2 separate regions of the Mus musculus genome follow, and region 1 is linked to region 2. Evidence: chromatin contacts called from ENCODE Hi-C or POLR2A ChIA-PET data. All regions are on one chromosome and are shown on one strand. The core of a region is the stretch at or near the end of the contact, and the rest is flanking DNA. Distances in the headings are between cores, read along the strand shown. Region 1 holds the start of Denn2b (DENN domain containing 2B). Region 2 overlaps Denn2b (DENN domain containing 2B).

Region 1 (2,815 bases), core at 190-2,689, 40 kb before region 2:
TCTGTAGTAGTCTGCCATTTCTACTTGGGTTTTATGTCGTGTTTTTGTGTATTATCTTCAGCATATATTTGTGAGTTAAATTCAAGTCAACCAAAGTCTGGTTTTGGGAATTTTGTAGCATACTGAAGGTGAGTCAACATCACAAGGAATTCTGCAAGGGATAAGCGTTACAGATTCCATCAGGGCCCCCCCACCCCTCCCCCAGCATTATTTTGAGGAGCAGCATTGGAGAATGGCCTCCTTGAGCCTCATTGTCTTCATCCTCATCAGCCTCCACCTTCCCACATGCAGTCAATCCATTTACCAACCCCGAGTTCTACTTGAAAAATATATCTACTAGATTGGTGGAGGAGAGGTACTAACAATTGGGGGGTGGTGGATGAGAGCTGAGTGCCTAATTTGAAGTGTTTTTGACTAATAGCACCTTGACACTGCACCTCACACCCTAGTCCTCTGCCACCCCAGTATGAGATATATTCATAGAAAGTAGAAAGTCGGGAGGAGGCTGGCTCAGTGACAGGTGGCCAGTTGGCGATGAGGTCAGGCACTGCTAAGGTCTTGTGACTCTAGCTCTGGTATTCTTGGCAACTGTTCTGCTTAATGTATGCCAGAAAGTTGAAAGGCTTGGACACTGGTTTTGGATCTCTCATTTCCTGGTTCAGTAAATGGGAGCAAGTAATTTAACTTTACTTTAGATACATTTTTAAAATGTGTTAAATTAATATAACACCAGTCGTAACTTTTAGGACTACTCTGTCAGAGAAAAAAATGAACCAGGATTTGGGAGGTTATTTTGGGAAGATGTAAGATAGTACTTGGGGGTAGGGCAGGGCATTTTTTCTCTAGTTTGCAGCAGATATTGTGCATGTCATAGATGTTATCGGTCATTAAATCTTTGGGCTAGAAGGGTGGCAGATAGATTTACCTTAACAGGACTTAGATAGAGTCTTCACTTTCCCTTGGAGGCCCACACTTGTGGTTCTTAGAAAATGAGCTGGTTTTCAAGATCAGGCTTCTGTGTACTTTATAGCAAAACATAAAGGACTAGGAGACCCTTGACTTGTCTCTACTCTCAGTTCCTAACTAGTTAGGTAAGTGTGGATCAAGTATCTGATCTCTCTGGGCCTCAGTGATCCCATCTATAAAATGGTAGCAAACCTATCTGACCAGTGTGTTAAGAGCATCAAACAAACTAGTACATCTATTTTGAGAGGGTTAGGCAGCATCCAAGCAAAAGTATACATAGGGCTACTAAAAGGGCCTTCTGTGTCCCAGGTACGGCCCTGGCACTTGTACAGTTTCTCATTGGAGGCCTGGGCTGTGGATCTTTTGTTCAGAGAGGAGGCTGTTTGCATTGTGTTTGATGTCCTGGCTCTGACTGTAGACTTAAACAGTGTTCCTCCTAATCCTGATCTAGTTTGTTTCTTCTCCTTTGCAGGAAGACAAGAGACTGCTTGGGCTCTGGCACTAGTACCATGGGACCCTGTACTGGCTAAAAGCTGTCTCCAGGACCTGAACAGTCAACAAGGTAACCAGAGAGGCCAGTCTAGGCCAGCTTCTAGGATGTGAACTGTGTTTCTGCCCCAAATGCTCCTGAAAAATCCCAAGCGAACAAACAAGTTGAGGCAGCACGCATCAGGGTCCCTCCTCATTCCGCTGCTGCTGCAGGACCCAGAGGAAGTGCTTGCTTCCCCTCCAAGCCTTCAGCTAGCTCCCTCCCCTTTGGCAGGGATTCTTCCAAGTTATAAAAGCTGAGACACTAGAGGGGAGGAAAACAAGTCCACTCACTGTCCTCACCCTTCTCCCCTCTGGGTTGTTGCAGCAAGTTCCCAGGAACAGACCTGGGCTCCTGGTTGACTGGAAGGGAGGTAGGAGGAGTGGAATGCATGCATAAACTGAGCCGATCAAAAGACCGCGCTGTTTCAAGGCCGGCTAGAACTCAGAGAATGTGTAGAAGCACGCGCACGCATAAACGTGCGCGTGCTAGCTCGCTCCTGGGACACCGGGTTGAGGGAGAGCGCCTAGCTGAGTGAGAGCAAGCCTGCAAGCGTGTGTGCAGCCTAGGACAGGTCTCCATGACAACCAGCCTGACTGGCTAGCTGCGCTAGCTCTGCTCACTTGGCTGGAAGGAGTGTCTTGAAAGGTCAGAGGAAGGAGCTGTGGGAAGTTCGCAGCAGGTACTGGAGCTTAAGCCAGTGGATCTGGGGGCCCTGGGCTCCCTAAGCGACTGTGGTGTGAGCCAGCCTCTGTGGAGAATGGAGTGGGCAAGAAATCACCCGGACTACCAGGTAAGGGCACCTCTGAGCCCCTTGCTTTGAGTCGGGCTGTTTATGGCAGGCCAGTGTCTGTGCTCTTCACTTCAGAGTTTGGGGGTCGAGAATGATGTCATACTCCAACAGTTGGATTCTATTAGCTCCGGGAGGAGGAGGGAAACTGCCAATTTTCTTGACTTTGCAAATCTAGCTAATCTCACTCTGGCTGAATCGGAGATGTTTAGGCTTCACTCTGCTTTTATTTAGCACAAAGCCACTGGATATTTTCACAGGAAGGTTCTTTTATAGGAAAATGAGTTCTCATCGCTCTAGCACTGTTGAAGTTCTTATGTGGAAACTTTTGAGCAGCTTGGTCGGTTTTACCTCGTGCTCTCTTATCTCCATGCTGCTATGTCTGACTTGTAACAACAATCAAAGTAGCTAATGAAGCTCAGAGAGGAGCCTGCAGTGAGTTTCAAGTCCATCTGGGACACTTGACAGGGCAGAGGGACTGGCACAACAATATCTGAGCGGGGGCCTTGCACTGTCTATGAAGTAGCTTT
Region 2 (2,700 bases), core at 9-2,508:
CTCTCACTCTTGTCCCGTTTAAGAACTCTATGCTTCCTCCAAGGTCTCCTTGGCTTCTATTTGTCCTGGTTCTTCCCCTTGCAATTCTTCTTACGCCCTACCTTCTGAAGCACTCTGTCGCAGGCCTACCCTTTATAGCATCCATACTTGCCCGGCTCCGGCAGGATGAGGAACTCAAGAGCAGGAAGCAGAGCATTGTATAGGAATTGGAAAGACACCTTCACAGGGTTGAGTAGGGGCAGTGAAGGCTTCCATGGTCATGCCTTTTCCTGCTTCTACAGCATTTCTCAAAGGCATTTCAGTCTGTACTTCTTTTTGATAAGTGTGAGAGTTACAGAGCTGCATAGAGGACAGACCAGTAGTGTTCAAACCCAAGACATTAGGAAGGATGCTCAGAAAAAGGTCCTGTGTACTTTATAGTTGGGAAGTCTTTGCAAAGAGCAAAGTTCTTGAGTAAATCCTCCCCTGCAATCAGTGTGTGGGGTGTTCAGAAAGCTTGGACCTCTTATGAGTGATCTTTATAGGTCTGATTGGTACAGGTAGGTAAATATCCTTCATTGGAAGGTTGTAATAGGTGTCCTACCCTTAGAGATGGACATGAGTAGTGAAGCCTAAAGCTGCCTACATTATCCATGCAGAGTCACGCTGAAACAATAGTACCCATCAGTTTAAAACACTTGCTAAGAGCTGCTCTAGACACTGGAGGGGAGGAATGGTAAACAAAGACAAAACTGAACAAAAGCCTGGCATCATGGGATTTCATATCCATAAAAATGAGTGTGTGGGCTGATGATGAAAGCTGTCGAGGAAAATAGGAAAGACAGTGCAGAGTGCTGATGGGTAGCGGGTTGGGGAAAGGCTTTAATTCTGTGCAGCATCATCAGGGATGCTTCATTGAGAAGATGGCGTCTAACCAAAGACTTGGAGGAGTGGGGAGAGCAGGCTTGTTGGAGAATGTAATATAGTTAGCAAAGCTGTGAAGGTCTTACCATAGGAATGTCCTGGACATGCTTGAGGATATAATAAGGACACAATGTGAGTAGAGGGAGAAAATGGGAGGGAAAGGATAACTGAAATGAGGCCACAGGCATAATAGGGATTCTGGTGCTTTTCCAAGGCAGAGGAGGCCTCTTATCGTCGTCGTCAGCTTAAGCCCAGCTAGACGGGAGAGCATGGGAAGGGTGAGCATGAGGTCAGGACTTGGGGGAAGGAAAGGCTTCGGAAAGAAACTGACATCTGGCCTGGCTGTTTAAGAAAGAATGTGGGCAGAGGACATGCCAGAAAGAAAGAAAGCCTTGGCTGACTGGAAGCTTGGAGGCATCCACATTCCTGGCATAGACAGGGAATGGCATTTTCTGTAGTCTGATGTGGCTGCTGCTCTAGGAAAGACACGGACTTAGTTAGGATTGTGGCCACTGTCTTGACTGCCCAACTGAGGGAGACAGTGGTTAGTCCCTCGGAGCAGAGCTTGCACTACAACCCTCCACTCTATTTTCTTTCCCAAAGTGGTGACAAGCCACTAGACAGTGTGGGCTCAGTTGTCTTGCCAGTACTGGGCAAAGCTGCCGAGTGAGAGGCTGAGAGTCCAGCCTGGCAGCAACAGCTGTATGAAGGGATTTGAAACTATCTTGGCACCAAACAGATTTCTTTTTGGCCCAGAACTGCCTCATGGTTGCTCAGCCCAGTTCAGGCTTTTGGTAAGTATTTAACTTCAGCTTAAAATCTACAGAATCAATGCACCAGTGAAAAAGAGCCATCTTGCAGGAAGGGGGATTGAAAATTGGTTGAGATTGAAAATCTAAATGTAAAGAGCTTATTTTGAGCTTGAAGCTAGGACCTTTGAACCTGAGGCTGGGAAAGCAGTGTAGGAGTGGATTGTGAAGAGTTTCTCATTCAACAACAAGAACAACAAAATATCTTTTCCCATAGCTGTTTTTTCAGCCCCTTTGGATCCTGTTTAAAAAAAAAAAACCCTGGCAATTATTTAATCTTCTAGTCACCAAACCCTGGACCTTTTCTATTTTGACGGGCTCTCTGCACTTTGGAAGAGATGCAAGGCACAGGTGTGTGGATAGTGAAGGAGGAAAGGGTCTTTTGGTTTGGAAGGGGTTGTTTCAGGTTTAAGAAGACCTTGTTGTCTGGTGACTTATCTGTGTGTTGGTTGCAGTGTCTTGCCTGTAAACAGGTTCTCCTACCACACGTGAAAGCTCAGGTTCCTTTGCCATCTTTTCTGTCTCTTTGGGCTGCTTCTTAAGCTATAACCTTCACACAAACTGATAATGTGACAGTGTGACATTAGAGAAGGAGATGTGTCAGTAAAACTCCTCTCATTGTTTAGAAGCTTTCTTTATTATATGCCTTTTTAAATTTGTGTGTGTGTGTGTGTGTGTGTGTGCTTGCGTATTTAAAATAGAGCCAGAGGTCAGAAGATCAGGGCCTCATGCCTGTGCAGCAAGCATTTTACCCACTGAGCTATCTATTCTCTTTGTTCGGTGTCTTGACTTCTCACTAGTAAGAAGAAAAGGATGATGGGTAATCCTGTTTGCTGTTAGTGGTGTTCTAATACCAGCAGGAGGGTATGCTCACCCTAACACCAGCAGGAGGGGAGGCTCGCCCGCACATGCGCCTCACATTCTCAGGGTTCTGCAAGTGATGCTGCATGTACAGCTGTGTCTGCAGAAAGACACCAAGGACATTAAC

The links. Hi-C counts contacts between places; a loop is a spot of excess contacts on that map. ChIA-PET counts read pairs that join two places held with the same protein, here RNA polymerase II (POLR2A).
Region 1: a loop to region 2 is called in a map of heart, with 2.0 times the contacts of the local background. The contact joins the promoter of Denn2b here to the enhancer-like site in region 2. A Hi-C loop is called at or near these places in 9 of 37 maps with a recorded cell type or tissue (adrenal gland, gastrocnemius, heart and 1 more). POLR2A ChIA-PET finds 5 or more read pairs at or near these places in 3 of 5 experiments (Patski and embryonic stem cell).

Annotation. Positions count from the first base shown.
Region 1 is chr7:109,615,771-109,618,585 of GRCm38, reverse strand. Denn2b (DENN domain containing 2B) reads left to right here and starts at 1,439. Exons shown (of 20, transcript NM_001001326.1): 1 at 1,439-1,528.
Region 2 is chr7:109,575,374-109,578,073 of GRCm38, reverse strand. The region is part of intron 1 of Denn2b (DENN domain containing 2B); the gene reads left to right. Among named protein-coding and RNA genes, the nearest start is that of Denn2b, 40 kb to the left of the region's middle. Within about 2 kb of position 1,258, at least 1 of the 3 ENCODE cell types and tissues checked has a DNase peak (open chromatin) inside an H3K27ac peak, as active enhancers do; it is heart, where a contact is called at or near this core.